2 separate regions of the Homo sapiens genome follow, and region 1 is linked to region 2. A link is a contact called in ENCODE Hi-C or POLR2A ChIA-PET data. All regions are on one chromosome and are shown on one strand. The core of a region is the stretch at or near the end of the contact, and the rest is flanking DNA. Distances in the headings are between cores, read along the strand shown. Region 1 holds the start of RXRA (retinoid X receptor alpha). Region 2 has its middle 14 kb from the start of LINC02247.

Evidence for each region. Hi-C counts contacts between places; a loop is a spot of excess contacts on that map. ChIA-PET counts read pairs that join two places held with the same protein, here RNA polymerase II (POLR2A). Pooled maps may share reads with other maps.
Region 1: a map of ascending aorta shows a loop between it and region 2 (4-fold over the local background). The contact joins the promoter of RXRA here to the enhancer-like site in region 2. A Hi-C loop is called at or near these places in 9 of 168 maps with a recorded cell type or tissue (Caco-2, Right ventricle myocardium inferior, aorta and 6 more) and 14 of 50 pooled maps. POLR2A ChIA-PET finds 5 or more read pairs at or near these places in 7 of 52 experiments (BJ, CD4-positive, alpha-beta T cell, HEK293 and 4 more).

What each region holds. Positions count from the first base shown.
Region 1 is chr9:134,323,689-134,329,526 of GRCh38, forward strand. It overlaps RXRA (retinoid X receptor alpha), which reads left to right and starts at 2,767. Exons shown (of 10, transcript NM_002957.6): 1 at 2,767-2,971. The coding sequence starts at 2,944. RefSeq lists silencers at 2,265-2,444, 2,515-2,564, 3,303-3,442 and enhancers at 4,053-4,982, 4,983-5,838.
Region 2 is chr9:134,278,519-134,285,265 of GRCh38, forward strand. No RefSeq gene overlaps it. Among named protein-coding and RNA genes, the nearest start is that of LINC02247, 14 kb to the right of the region's middle. Within about 2 kb of position 4,658, at least 13 of the 41 ENCODE cell types and tissues checked have a DNase peak (open chromatin) inside an H3K27ac peak, as active enhancers do; they include ascending aorta, gastrocnemius medialis, heart left ventricle and 1 more, where a contact is called at or near this core.

The DNA of each region.
Region 1 (5,838 bases), core at 1,517-4,016, 43 kb after region 2:
AAACTGAGGGGGAGGATAAAAAGTAGTGGCCACAGAAATAACAAGCGGCATCGTCATTTTCCATCAAGGACCTGGTGTGTTTTCGGCGGCCGAGCACCCAGGCCCCTGCCCCATGGAAGAGAAGGGCGGGGCTGAGAGCCATTCACCGTCTGTGGGCACAGAGGCTGGATGTGAGCCCAGATCTGCAGGACTCCGGACTCCGTGCGCTCTCCACGTGGTCTCTAGAGCAGGGGATGACGCCTTCCGGTGTTTCTTAGGAACAGAGGGCCCTTCTGGAACCTTCAGCCTTCCCAGGAGGAACCCACATGGAAATCTGTCTGCATGTGCCTCCCCGACTCCAGGCACCAACAGCTCCTGAGTCTTGAGTTTTCAGGGACAAGGAGTGAGATGGGGGTGGGGTGGAGAGTCCAGCATGCCACACCGCCCACTATTGGGAGGTGACCTCAGACACTTCAGCCCAGCCTTCCCACCATTGCCTGGCGTGTCCTGACCTGCCGTCCGCGGCCTGCTGCTCCTTCTCTCTGCAGGCCGCTGCTCAGCCGGCCCTGCTGCCTGGGCGGCCACTGCCTGATGGAACCTCCCTGCTCCAAAACCTGACTCAAGAACCAGTGATCCCAAAAGCTGCCTGAGCCCTTTGGCTGGATAGAGCCTTGCTCTCCCTGCACTGAGCATAGGCGAACGGCCTGCCTAATTCAGCGTCATTTCATCATCATCATCATCACAATAACTGTCACACCGAGCTCGTCCTCCCGAGCGCAGACTCTCCATATTATCTCACTTAGTCATCTCAGTGACTCAGTGAGGAGGGAGTGGTTGTTCCCACTTTACAGATGAGAAAACTGAGATACAAGGAGGGAAGTGACCCAGCTAGGCCACACGGTTGGTAGGAGGTGGACCTGCAATCTGGCCCAGGCCTTGTCTATCTGGGACTCCCCCCCAACCCCCCAACCTGAGTACAGTCAGGAGGGGCCCAAGCAGTCACAGAGACAGGCCTGGAACGCGGCGGGCACATGGCACTTTTGCAGTGTATGTTGGTGCTTACGGGGGCTCTTTCTCAGTCCTATCCTTTGTTTGCCGCCCCCCTCCCTGGCAGGAGGAACTCAGTTTTAGAAGGGCAGTGGGTTGGGCCGGCATGCCATGTGCAGTGGGGAAGTGGGTCTGTTGTGGCTGTAACCACAGTGGGTGAGGACCAGGTGTCAACAGTGGCCCTCATCCCGGAGGGAGTGGGGCAGGCTGCCTGTTGGACAGGGTGTGTGAATAGGGGGACGGGGTGGCCTTTGGTAGGGGCCCAGGGGTCAGTGAAGAGGGGGAGGGGGAGAGGGCTGCCTTGGGCTCTGGCTGTGCTGGGGGTGGGCTGCCCAACCAGGGCACTTCTGTCCCAAGTGGAACCAAGACCTCCCACCGGAACAGGCCACCGGAGCCCTCGTGGAACCCAGCTCCGGGTGGCCCGACTTGAGGGGCACCCAGGCAGCAGGACACCTCTCTGGTCTCGGGCTGTTATCTTTGGGCCGTGTCATGGCTGTCCACACGCGGTCATCACCTCCTCACCTCCCTCCCCATTAGCGTCCCCTGACCCGGGCCACCACGCGCAGCCTGCGTGAATGGTCAGTCCCTGTGCCTCGCAGCCCGGGCCCTTAGGTCTAGGTGGTCAGCAAGCTCGCGGTGGGGGTGCGGAGGGAGGGCGCGGCGGGGCGCCTCGGCGCCTGCTCAGGAAGGCTGGGCTTGGCGGCGCGCAGGTAGCTCACACCCAAATCCGAATTCCAGCCGCCCGAGACGGCGGGCGGCGGGCGGCGCGCGGCGGAGGCGGCCCGAGCTGTCCCGGGGCAGGAGTGCTTCCTTTCGTTTTCAAACAAATCGTGAATTTAAAAGTCAGGCAGAGAACTACCCAGGGTATAAAAATAGCCACCGGCCACAAAGTCTGTGTCCAACTCCGGGCAGCGCCTGCCCAGCCTGGTGCCTTTGAAGAGGGGTCCCAGGAGTGCGGGTCGATGAGGAGGCGAAGCGCGCACCCCTCCTCGTTCCCGGTGGGCTCGTGGGTCTCTCCGTGGGGGTAGGGCGTGAAAGTGTGGGGTGGACCGGGGGTAGCGTCCGGAAGACGAAACCTTCCCCGGACGAGGAGCTTGTCCTCTGCCGTTGGGGCACATCGCCACTCCCGGGCCTCAGTTTCCCCACGTGTCCGCCGCGGCGGGGTGCGAGGTATGGGTGCCGCGGCCATCCCGCCCGGCTCTGCGCTTGCCTGGCCCGGGCCGGGGTCCCCTCGCGGCCACCGCCCGGCCGCTTTGTGTGGCCGCGCAGACAATGGCCCGGCCGCTGGGCTCCCGGCCCGGCTCTCCGCCTCCTCCGGGCCCTTGCGCGCAAGTGTGTGTGTGCGCGAGTGTGTGGCGGGCCCGGGGAGGGAGTTCTGCTCCCGCCCCCGCCCCCGCCCCGCTCCCTCTGCGCCCCGCCCCCTCCCACGCCGCCTCCTCGCGGCTCCCGGGAACCCCTGGCGGAGGCGAACTCGCAAGTTTGCACGGCGCTCTCAACTCGGCGGCCGGGCGGGCGGCGATCGCGGGGCGGCGGCGGCGGAGGGGGGCGCGCTCCGGGCGGGGCTGGGCGGGCGGGGCGCGGGCCGAGCGGTGGCGGCGGCGCTGCGCCGAGTCAGCGCCCGTCGCGGGCCCCCCGCCACCCCCCCGCCGGCGCCGCAGCGCCGCGGTCGGAGCGGGGCGCGGGCGCGCGGCGGCGGGGGCGCGGGCCGGGCGCGCGCGGCGGCGGCGCGCAGACACAAGTAGTTTACATTGTTGGGCGACTTTTGCAACAACTCGCCGCGCCGCGGCCTCCGCGCGCCGCCGCCGCCACCGCAGCCGCCGGCTCCCCGCCGCCCGGGCCCGGGCCGGCCGCGCCGGGGGCCGCCGCGCCCGCCGCCCGCTGCCTGCGCCGCCGGCCGGGCATGAGTTAGTCGCAGACATGGACACCAAACATTTCCTGCCGCTCGGTGAGTGCTCGCCGGGCCGGGCGGGGACGGGGCCGGGGGCCGGGGGCCGGCGGGCGGGAGGGGGCCGGGGGCGCGTTGGCGGCGCGCGCGGGGGGTCGCCGGCCCGGGCCCCGCTCGGACCCCTCGCCGACCTTCGCGTGAGTTCGGGCGCCGGGCCCGGGGAGGGTCGACCCGGGGCAACTTTTCGCGGGGCCGGGGCGGGGCTGGGCAGCGGGCGGGCGGCGGGGCCGGGGGGCGGGTGGCAGGTTCGCCCGGGACGAGGAGGGGTCTCCCGCTCACCGGCGGCCGCCTGCGCCCCGGCGCCCAGCTGCAGCCGCGCCGCACAGGAACCCGGCCGGAGCGGGAGGAGCAACTTCTGCGCTCCGCGGCTCCGGCCTCCCTGGCCTGGGGACCGGGACGGCGCGCTGGGCCCCGAGCGGCCTCTGCGCCGCCCGCCCGTCGGGCTGCGGCTTCTAGCAGGCCGCTGGCCCTTGGGTGTGTGTCCGCCCAGGAAACAGACTGGGACCCTGTTATCCCCAAAGCAGCCCACGCCCGGGTGGGCAGGGTCCCCCGGGGCTGTATGAACAGAACGTCAGACCTGGGAAGGCCCCATTCCAGAAATGGGGCCCCTCACTCTGGCACCCCCGGGTGTTCTCCCAGGCTGGCTCTCCATTTGTGAGCAGGACAGCGCAGAGGCGCGTAGGGTCAGTTTCCCTCCTCCTCCTGCCATCCCGCCCGGTAGCTTCCTATCCCAGACTGCCCGCCAACTCCAGGCCCAGACCTACCGAGAAGGGGGAGAGGGCATGGCTGGGGCCCCCACCCATTGCCCTCCCAAGGGTTTGGAAGCTAGTGAGAAGGGGGAGACTTTATAAATTAGCTCCGGGAAGGATATTAATTTGGTGGTGGGACGGCAGCCAGGCTGTCAGGCCGGGTGAAGGATTTGTGCTGAATGGAAATCGAAACAGCTGATTATGAATGAAGCCCCCGCCATCCGTAGCCCCTCCTGCCCACCCTCCCTGCAGCCTGGGGTGCAGCTTGGCCACCCCAGGAGGTGCTCAGAAGCCAATGTAGCTGCAGGGATGTTTAGTGAGATGGGGCATCAAGGGGAGCCAGCATGGACCTAGCCCCTCCTGGATGTGAGGGTGAGAGTCTGAGTACCTCTGCTACTCACAGGCAGGTGTGCTGCCCCGTGACCGGGGCAGGCGGTGGGTTCCAGGTTTGTCAGACCTAACGCTTACTCCCTGCCTCTGTCATGATGGAGTGGTGGGCTCGAGGCCTTGAATGAGCTCCAGGGCTCAGCCTCCAGGGGTGGGCGCTCATGCCCATTTTGCAGATGAGAAAACTGGCTGGGAGAGGCTGAGCCCCCAGGATACAAGGTGGTGGATTTGGGATTAGCACCCCCAGCTCGTGGTACTGCTGAGTGTGAGGCAGGAGGGAATGCTGCGCTGTCTGTGACCGAGTGCAGTGTGGAGTGGGCTGGGGCTGCCTTTCCCTGTTAAAGCTTTGCACTCACACATGTGCACACACACATCCACACACACAGAGCTAGGCTCTCCCAGACGATTCCTCTGGAACAAGAATGCTCAGCTCAGTGTCTGGCCCCTGGACGTGGCAGGGGCCTGGCTGGTTGCACTTCAGCTGAGTACTGAGAACCGAACAGGTCCCTGTTTCTAATGCTCCGGGTGGGACAGGGATAGTCCACGGAGTTGGTGGATGTAGGGCGAGGGAGCAAGGGGTGCCCAGTCGCCATGGTGGCTTGCTGGAGTCCCTGTGAGGAGGAGAGGTCGTGCCTCCGAGCCACTGCCCCAGGGATCTCCCTGGGCACTCCCCTGCCACAAGGAAGCTAGGAGTCTTCTGTTCTCGAGCAGCAGCTCTCCCGACCGGCCCATGGCCTCCCAGGCAGCCCACGCCCCAGGGCTGAGCAGAGAGCCCTGGGCTCTGATTACATTTTATTTTTTTTCTAAGCTTGTGACCAGCTCTGAAGTCCAGAGCAGTCGAAGGTCCATTTAAGCGGCTACTTTTCTAAGCCCTTTTGTCAACACAGCCTAATCCCTCCTCGGGGTGAGTGGTGGTGGAGGGCCTGGCTTGTCTTGGCCCGGCTGGCCGACCGGTCAGACCTGGAGCTGCTGGGGAGACTCGGCCACCCCTTACAGCTGCCCAGCCGCTTTTGGGGTCTGGGGTAGAGAGGGCTTCCTCCTCCCAGCATTCACTACCGCTGGGCTTGGTGGGCAGGGAGAGGATCCCAGTCGGTGTCCACCGAGCCGCTCAGTGAGGGCAGGGATGAGTGCAGCGTCCAGATCTGGAAGGAAAGCAAGGCCGAGGGACTCGCCAGAGGCAGCCCCAGCTTCCTGGCCCTGCTGCCCGGGGCTGGCCGCGCTCCCACGCCTGCCGGGGAGAAGGCCCCCGCTGGCCTTATCCTGAATGGTGGGACTCAGGCGGAGTCCACAGAGTCCAAAGGTCTCAGACCACACCAGACCCCATGCGCCTGTGGAGAGACCCGGTGGCAAAGCTGTAGGCCCGCTGACCACTCTTGGAGTTGGGGCACTTGGGGGCCTGGGTGAGCTTGCAGCCTGTGTGAGGGGCTTCTGGTAACATCAGAGCCCTTGGGACCCAAAATAGAGCACATTCCGGGGCCTCCCGAAATAACAGGGTCATGTGACTCTCAGGAGGCTGGGCTTGGAGTCCCGCTCGGGCCTGACGAGGGCGTCTTTTAGCGCGGGCGCTGCCCGACGGCAGGGTGTTTGTTTTGGTAAACTCTGGAGGGGCCCTGTTTGTTGACTGGGGAGGTGTCAGGGAGAGAAAAATGGCCCAGTCCGATGGTGGCCCTGGCTTGCTAGCCTCCAACCTTGCCTAGGGCTGGCTGCTGGGCCTGGACCCGAGCATGCAGC
Region 2 (6,747 bases), core at 3,408-5,907:
GTACTATTATCATCATCCAATGCCACCAATGAAGAAACAGGCTCAGAGAAGCCAAGTCACTCTGCCAAGGCCACCCAGTTCTCAAGTGGCAGACTGAGAGTCAAGCTCAGGCAGTCCCGCCTCTCAACTATCACTCAACCTGCAATTCCCCCTTCCAGGTAGAAGCCTGCCCAGCTCACTGGGCCTTTGGACAAACCTTCAAAATCTGTCTCTGGATTTGAAGGTTTCCGGGCAGACATCAAGACCAGATACATGTATTTGCCAAATGCCTCTCCTATTGCCCCGACCAGGATGGCTTCACTTTGTCCTTCAACACCATGGTGGCCCCCAGCTGGACCTCGGCTGTGGCCTGCCTCCAGTCCAGCCTCCACCAGCACCTAGGGACATGCTGACAGCGTCAATCTCACCCTACCACACTCTGTGGCTTCCTGGCACTGCAGGATCCAGTCCTGGCCCCTGGCATCTTATTGTGATCCACAAGGCTCTGCAACCTGCAGCTTGCACATCAGACCTCACTCACACACTCCCACACACGCATAGCCACACACTCACACACACTCATTCACACACTGCCACATCCTCACCCACTCACATCACACATCACACACACTCACACTCACACACGCTCATTCACACACTGCCACATCCTCACCCACTCACATCACACACTCACACACTCACACATGCTCATTCACATACTCCATCCTCACCCATTCACATCACACAGATTCACACACACTCACACATGCTCATTCACACACTCCCACATCACACACTCACACTCACACATGCTCGTTCACACACTGCCACATTCCCACCCACTCACATCACTCAGATTCACACACACACGCTCATTCACACACTGCCGCATTCTCACCCACTCACATCACACACACACACTCACACACGCTCATTCACACACTCCCACATCCCCACCCACTCACATCACTCAGATTCTCACACACACACGATCATTCACACACTGCCACATCCTCACCCACTCACATCACACACACACACTCACACACATGTTCATTCACATACTCACACTCACACACGCTCATTCATACACTCCATCCTCACCCACTCACATCACACACTCAGATTCACACACACTCATACATGCTCATTCACACACTCCCACATCCCCACACACTCACACACTCAGATTCACACACACAGGCCCATTCACACACTCCATCCTCACTCACTGTCACACACTCAGATTCACACACTCACACACACTGATTCACACACACTCCTCATATTCCCCCTACACCCTCACACACTCAACCCAGCTCCAGCCAGGCTGAGCTCTTGGCTCCTGGAACACCGGGGCTCACCCCTCCTCCTGGTCTTTGTGGCCACCCTTCCTCTGCCAGGCGTCCTCCCTGGCCCTGCTCCTTCACCTGAGCTTGGCTGGTCACCTCCTCCTGGAAGCCTTCCCTGGCAGCAGCCCCCGCACCCTGCACGTACATCCTGCGTCTCAGCAGACACCCATGCCTTCCCTTCATGGTGACAGGAGCCCATGCCCAGGACATAGCAGGAGCCCCTCAACGTGGGTGAGACACTGTTCACCACAGAGCATTGCTGGGAGGACGGCTTGGGCCCCAGCAGCCCCCGGGAGTGGGGAGCGGTCTCCTCTGGAAGGGATCTCCCAGACTCCGGCGTCCTGGGCCTCCTGCAGGCCCAGGGGCTGCTCCTGTCTGTTTATCCTCAGGGCCTCTGCTCCCCACCAGCTCCCTGTGCCCCCCACCAATGCATCTGACTCCTCCTTTCTCCCTAGGTACAGACACAGTCTAGAAGATTTGTCCCCACCAAGATCCAGACACAGGTGACAAATAAATGGAGTCAGAATATCTTTAGGCCAAGCTGCACTTTGCCACCATCAGCGGTCACAGGGGCAGCCATGGCCCAAGGGTTCCATGGCTAGGTGTGGGTTGCAGAAGGACAGTCTCATGACCCACGTCCTGAGGGACCTCTGGCCGTATGGTGGCCTCAGGACGGTGGGCTCTCAGGGGGCCCGCAGGTCCCTCACCTCCCCACGGAGGCCTCTGGCCCTCCATCTGCATCAGGGTACCTGGCCCTGGCAAGGGTAGGGCTGGCAGGATCTTTGGGCAGCAGGAGCAAGGGAGGGGCCCGGAGGGTCCGAGGTGTCCCTCCGCCGTGGGCCAGGCAGACACACGAGCATGTGGCCACCGACACGCAGCACGGGGCCTCACACAGAGCTGGGTGAAGGAAGCCAGACACAAAATAAGAAACGAGCTTGTTTGCCTAAAGCTGGACACAGGCAAAGGCAGCCTCAGATATTGGGAGTCAGGAGAGGGGTGTGCGGGTGTGATTGGGAAGGGCCCGGGGGGCTTCGGGTCTTGCAGGGGGTGGAAGTACCTGCCCTTGGCCTGAGTGGTGCTTACACAGACCATGGCTTTGTGACAATTTACTTATTCTCTGTACACTTCCCTGTGTGTTTTCCATATCTTGATGAAAAAAATAAAGCGTTACACTTCAAAAGGAGGGTGGTGCCCCAGGGAAGCCCTTGGTGACCTGCAAGTCCCAGCTGCCTCCCTGGTGTTTGGGCTCCAAGCTGGAGCCGTCCTCTCTGCCCTAAGACAGGGGTCCGGGTCCGGCCAGGTCTGTCAAGGCTACCTGCCTCCCCCGTCTCCAGGCTGGGTCCAGAAACGTCTGTGGGGGCAGAGGTGAGGACGGAGGTGAGGACGGAGATGGGGGCACAGAAGAGACAATACCTTGTGGGAGTGGCTGGCCAGGGAGGAGACCCCTGGAATGGCGGGATGGGGCCTCCAGCGGACGCTCCTGAGACAGTGCCCCGGCAGCTGCGGGAGAAAAGAACTCCCTGAGTCTATCGGTGCCCTGGTGACCGTGGCTGACATCGGAACAGTCCTGGTGCTGGGCACGAAAGCGCGCTCAGGTGAGACTGAGTGTCTCCGCCGGGTTCGTGTGTGTGGACGCACACACGCATGCACGTTTGTGCTTATGGATGCACATATGCAGTCATGCGTGTGTGTGTGTGCACGTCTGCTCGTGTGTGCATGTGTCCACGTGTGTGCGCTTCGTGTCCCTGCCCAGTTAACACAATGCACACAATTGCCTCCAAAGAAATGGGGATGTTCTTTAGAAAGAGGATGCTTTTTTGCATTTCAATTGACCGCCTCAACAATGTCCGTTTAATTAGTGTGTTTTGAAGGGGAAATGAAGGAAAATTATAACTCATCCGAGAAAATGGCTTGTACGTGCTCAGCTCTTCTCGCGGGTTCCGGTGGAGCCACCACCAGGTCCGGCAGAGCCTGGGCCCAGTGCCGTCCACCCAGAGGAGGAAGGGAAGGGCTGGCATGGTCCCTGGGGTGGGGGACATGGGGGACAAGGGCAGGTGGATGCTGCAATCTATCTGGTGGCCAGGCAGTGAGTGGGCTCAGATGCAGAAGCCGCAGGCGGTACCACCCCATCCCTCGTGAGGCCATTGGGGAGAGGCAGTGTGGTTCAGCAGAAAGAGGACAAGGGCTCACTCAAGACCTGAGTTTGAATACTGGTTCTGCCACTGTCATCTGCGAGGACCTGCCAAGACTTGGTTTTCTTGTCTGTAAAAACATTTGTAAAATGGTGCTGATGGCTGTGAACCCAATAAAGGGATGACCAAGAAAGGGCTTTCTAACATGCCGGTCTCAGAGGGACGTGGCAGGAGGCATCTCGAAGGATCCCGGGAGAGTCCCACATTTGAGCCGCGGCTTGGCTTAGCCGGGGCCTGGCTCCCTGCGTGCTCCTGAGTGCCTCCCGATGGCTCACGGCCGCCCTGAGCCAGCGGGTTCTGCCCTCACCCTGCCTAGGGCTCCTGCCTTGAGGCTGCCTCCAGCAGGGCCCTGAGTACAGGAATCGGAGGGATCCACAGACACAGCTCCCGGCCCCAGCCCTGGTCACGCCGACACTGAGGGCTCCAGTCTCTTCTCCAACCCCCAGACTCTGGGCTCTCCCCACTGGCTGCGTCGCCACCTCCTGAGCTCTGGCCTAGGCTGTGGTGGAGACACAGTTGGGGCCTCCTCCCTACACCTGCGCATCCCCTCTGCTCCTCTGGGCTCCCCTCTGCAGAAGCCAGAGGTCTGTGGGCAGCTGTTGCCTGACAGGCTCAGGAGATCAGCTCACATCGAGGGGTGGCTCACTGTGAGGGTAGGGACAGTACGGGGGCTCCAATTCTGGAAGAGTCAGAGGTTGGAGGCAGTCTGCATTTCCAGGGTCCCCAGAACCCCTTCCACTGGCAACCCCACTGTCCAGTGAGGAAGGTTGCCCCTGCCCCAGCCTAATGGACCCCTGTTCTCTGCCTAATGGAACTACGCCTTCCCCATTTGGAGGTGGGGAAACTGAGGCCCAGCAACGTGGAACCACTGGCCAGCAATGGCACCATTGGTAATGACAGGTCTGGGTTCAGGCCCCAACTGTCTGACTCCAAAGCCCCTTTGCTGTGCCGTCAGGAGGGCAGCAAGACTTGGGGCTCCCCACAGAGCTGGGGACTAGGACACAGAAGACTCCAAGCCACTGTTCCCATGTGTGTCCCCCCCTCCCCCCCCGCCTTGCCCTCTGGCCCACTAAGCGTGATCGGCTGTGTTGCTGTGGCTGGCGCGCCCGTGCCGCCATCCTGCCCCTCCCCGCCTCTGCTGCCAACCCTCCCAGCGCCGTGTGCCGACTGGGCCCGTACAGCTGCCTTCCTGGCCGCTGGCTTCCCCGAGCCCCATTGTTGGGCACCTGGGAGGTTTCCAGTTCTTTGCTGTATGAATAGCGTTGTTTTAACCATCTTGGCACAAGCTGCCTCTTTCCCCTCCCTCTCACGTTCTTTCCCTCTTGCAAGGGTTTGGGCACTTTCCCTGACACGTTCATTCTCTTACGCAGCCAGGAGCTGGCGGGACGCCTCCCAGGAGAAGTTGGCGGTCGACCAGGAGGCCTCAGTCTCTGCCTCTTGCTGCGGATGAGCCTGTCCTGGGAGCGTGGGGCTCCTGCCTCCTTGGCGAGTGAGTGTGCCCAGCATGGTGCCCATTGCTTTACATGCACATTGGTTCAGTGAGGCGAGAGCCAGCGTCCCCATTTCACACATGAGGACACTGAGGCTCTGAGAGGTTCAGCAATGACACAGAGGATGTAGGAGCAGCCAGACTTGACCCAGGCCAGTCTAAGCAGAGGCCAGGCTCAGTGCCGAGACCCTGTCCTTGGGAGCCCCGTCTACATCCACCTGTCCTTGTGCCCACTGCCCTGGGTTCACCCCAGTCCCCTTACTTCCCTGTCCCAGGAGGCAGGACACCCGGGAAACACAGGGGTCATCCATGCCAGACTGAGCCTCTCCCCGCTCCCACCCTAAACTCCTTCCCGGGGCTGGCAGCGAGCCCCCTGGCTGGGTCATCTGGAGGTGCCTCCTGTGAGCCACCCATCACACCTGCTCCAGGGCGGTCTATGTGGGCGGGGACCTGAGCTCCATGGTGGGCTACAGGGCAGCACTGTGAGGAGCCGTGTTGGGAAGCCCACGGCTCCCACTCCAGCGCCTCTGCCTCCCACCACCCCCAACATTGGCAAGAGCTAGTCGGACGGGCAGATAGGTGGATGGGTGGACAGATGGGTGGGTGGACCAATGGATGGGCGGTGAGAGGATAGGCTGAGAGGTGGTAGGATGTGCCATAGAAGCCTTGGAAAGTGCCACAGATGCCCTGAGAGGCTGCGTCTGCCAGGAGGGGAGCACCCCCCTGGACCCCATGCTCTGGCAGGTTGGAGGGCTTCCTGGTGATGGAATCTCAGCCCTCAACTGGACGTGGTAAGCCCAGACCTCCCAACTTGCAGCCAGGCCCGCTCCTGTACTGTGGCAAACATGACCAATCACTCAGGGCTCGCCCTCCCGCTGAGCCTGGCTCCCAGCCCTTCCTGGCACGCCGAGTCCCTCAGAGTCCCTCATGTGTCCTGGGATGGCAGGAGATGCCAGGGTGAGTTTCAGACATGTGAGACCAGAGGGAGCAGCTCCAGTGCAGCTCTGTACCCTGGCGGCAGAGGCTGAGCTCCGCCACCCCACCTCTGAGTTTCTACTGAAAACCCAGGGGCTGAAATGCAAGTGTACCTGGTGCCACCAGCCTGGAGAGCGCACAAGACCCCTGGTGGGGTGGGGCCCAAATTCATTCTCTGGTTGACCCCACCCTCCCTGTCTCCTTCACTTCACTTTCCACAAAGACTGGGAATCAGTGTTCACCCTAAAATGTCCAGGGCCACAGGTAGAGGCCCAGCTACGCGAGGGCATTGTTGGGGGGCTCTGTGCACTGTCCGACCACGCAAGGGCATCGTGGGGGGCTCTGTGCACTGTCTGACCACGCGAGGGCATCTTGGGGGGCTCTGAGCACTGTCCGACCACCTGAGGGCATTGTGGGGGCTCTGGGCACCGCCCAGCCATGCAAGGGCATTGTGGGGCCTCTGGGCACCAGCAGGGGTGCTTTGGTCCCCGTGTGTTTGTGCCGGTGGGTCTGGGGCGGGGCCTGGAAACCTGCATTTTTCACAAGCAGGGGCAGGGGCTCTGGGGACCACCCCCACAAAAGCACAGCCCTGGGTGGTCTGCTCCCTGGGGCCCCAGGACAAGGTGCTGCTCTCCCCTCATGGAAGGTGCCAACTCCTGGAGGAACGAGCTGGCCATGGACGTGCCCCCCGGAAAGCTCCCCTCACCTCTGCGTGTCCCCAGGACCCTCCAGCCTGGGGTGGGCGTGTCCTACTACAGAG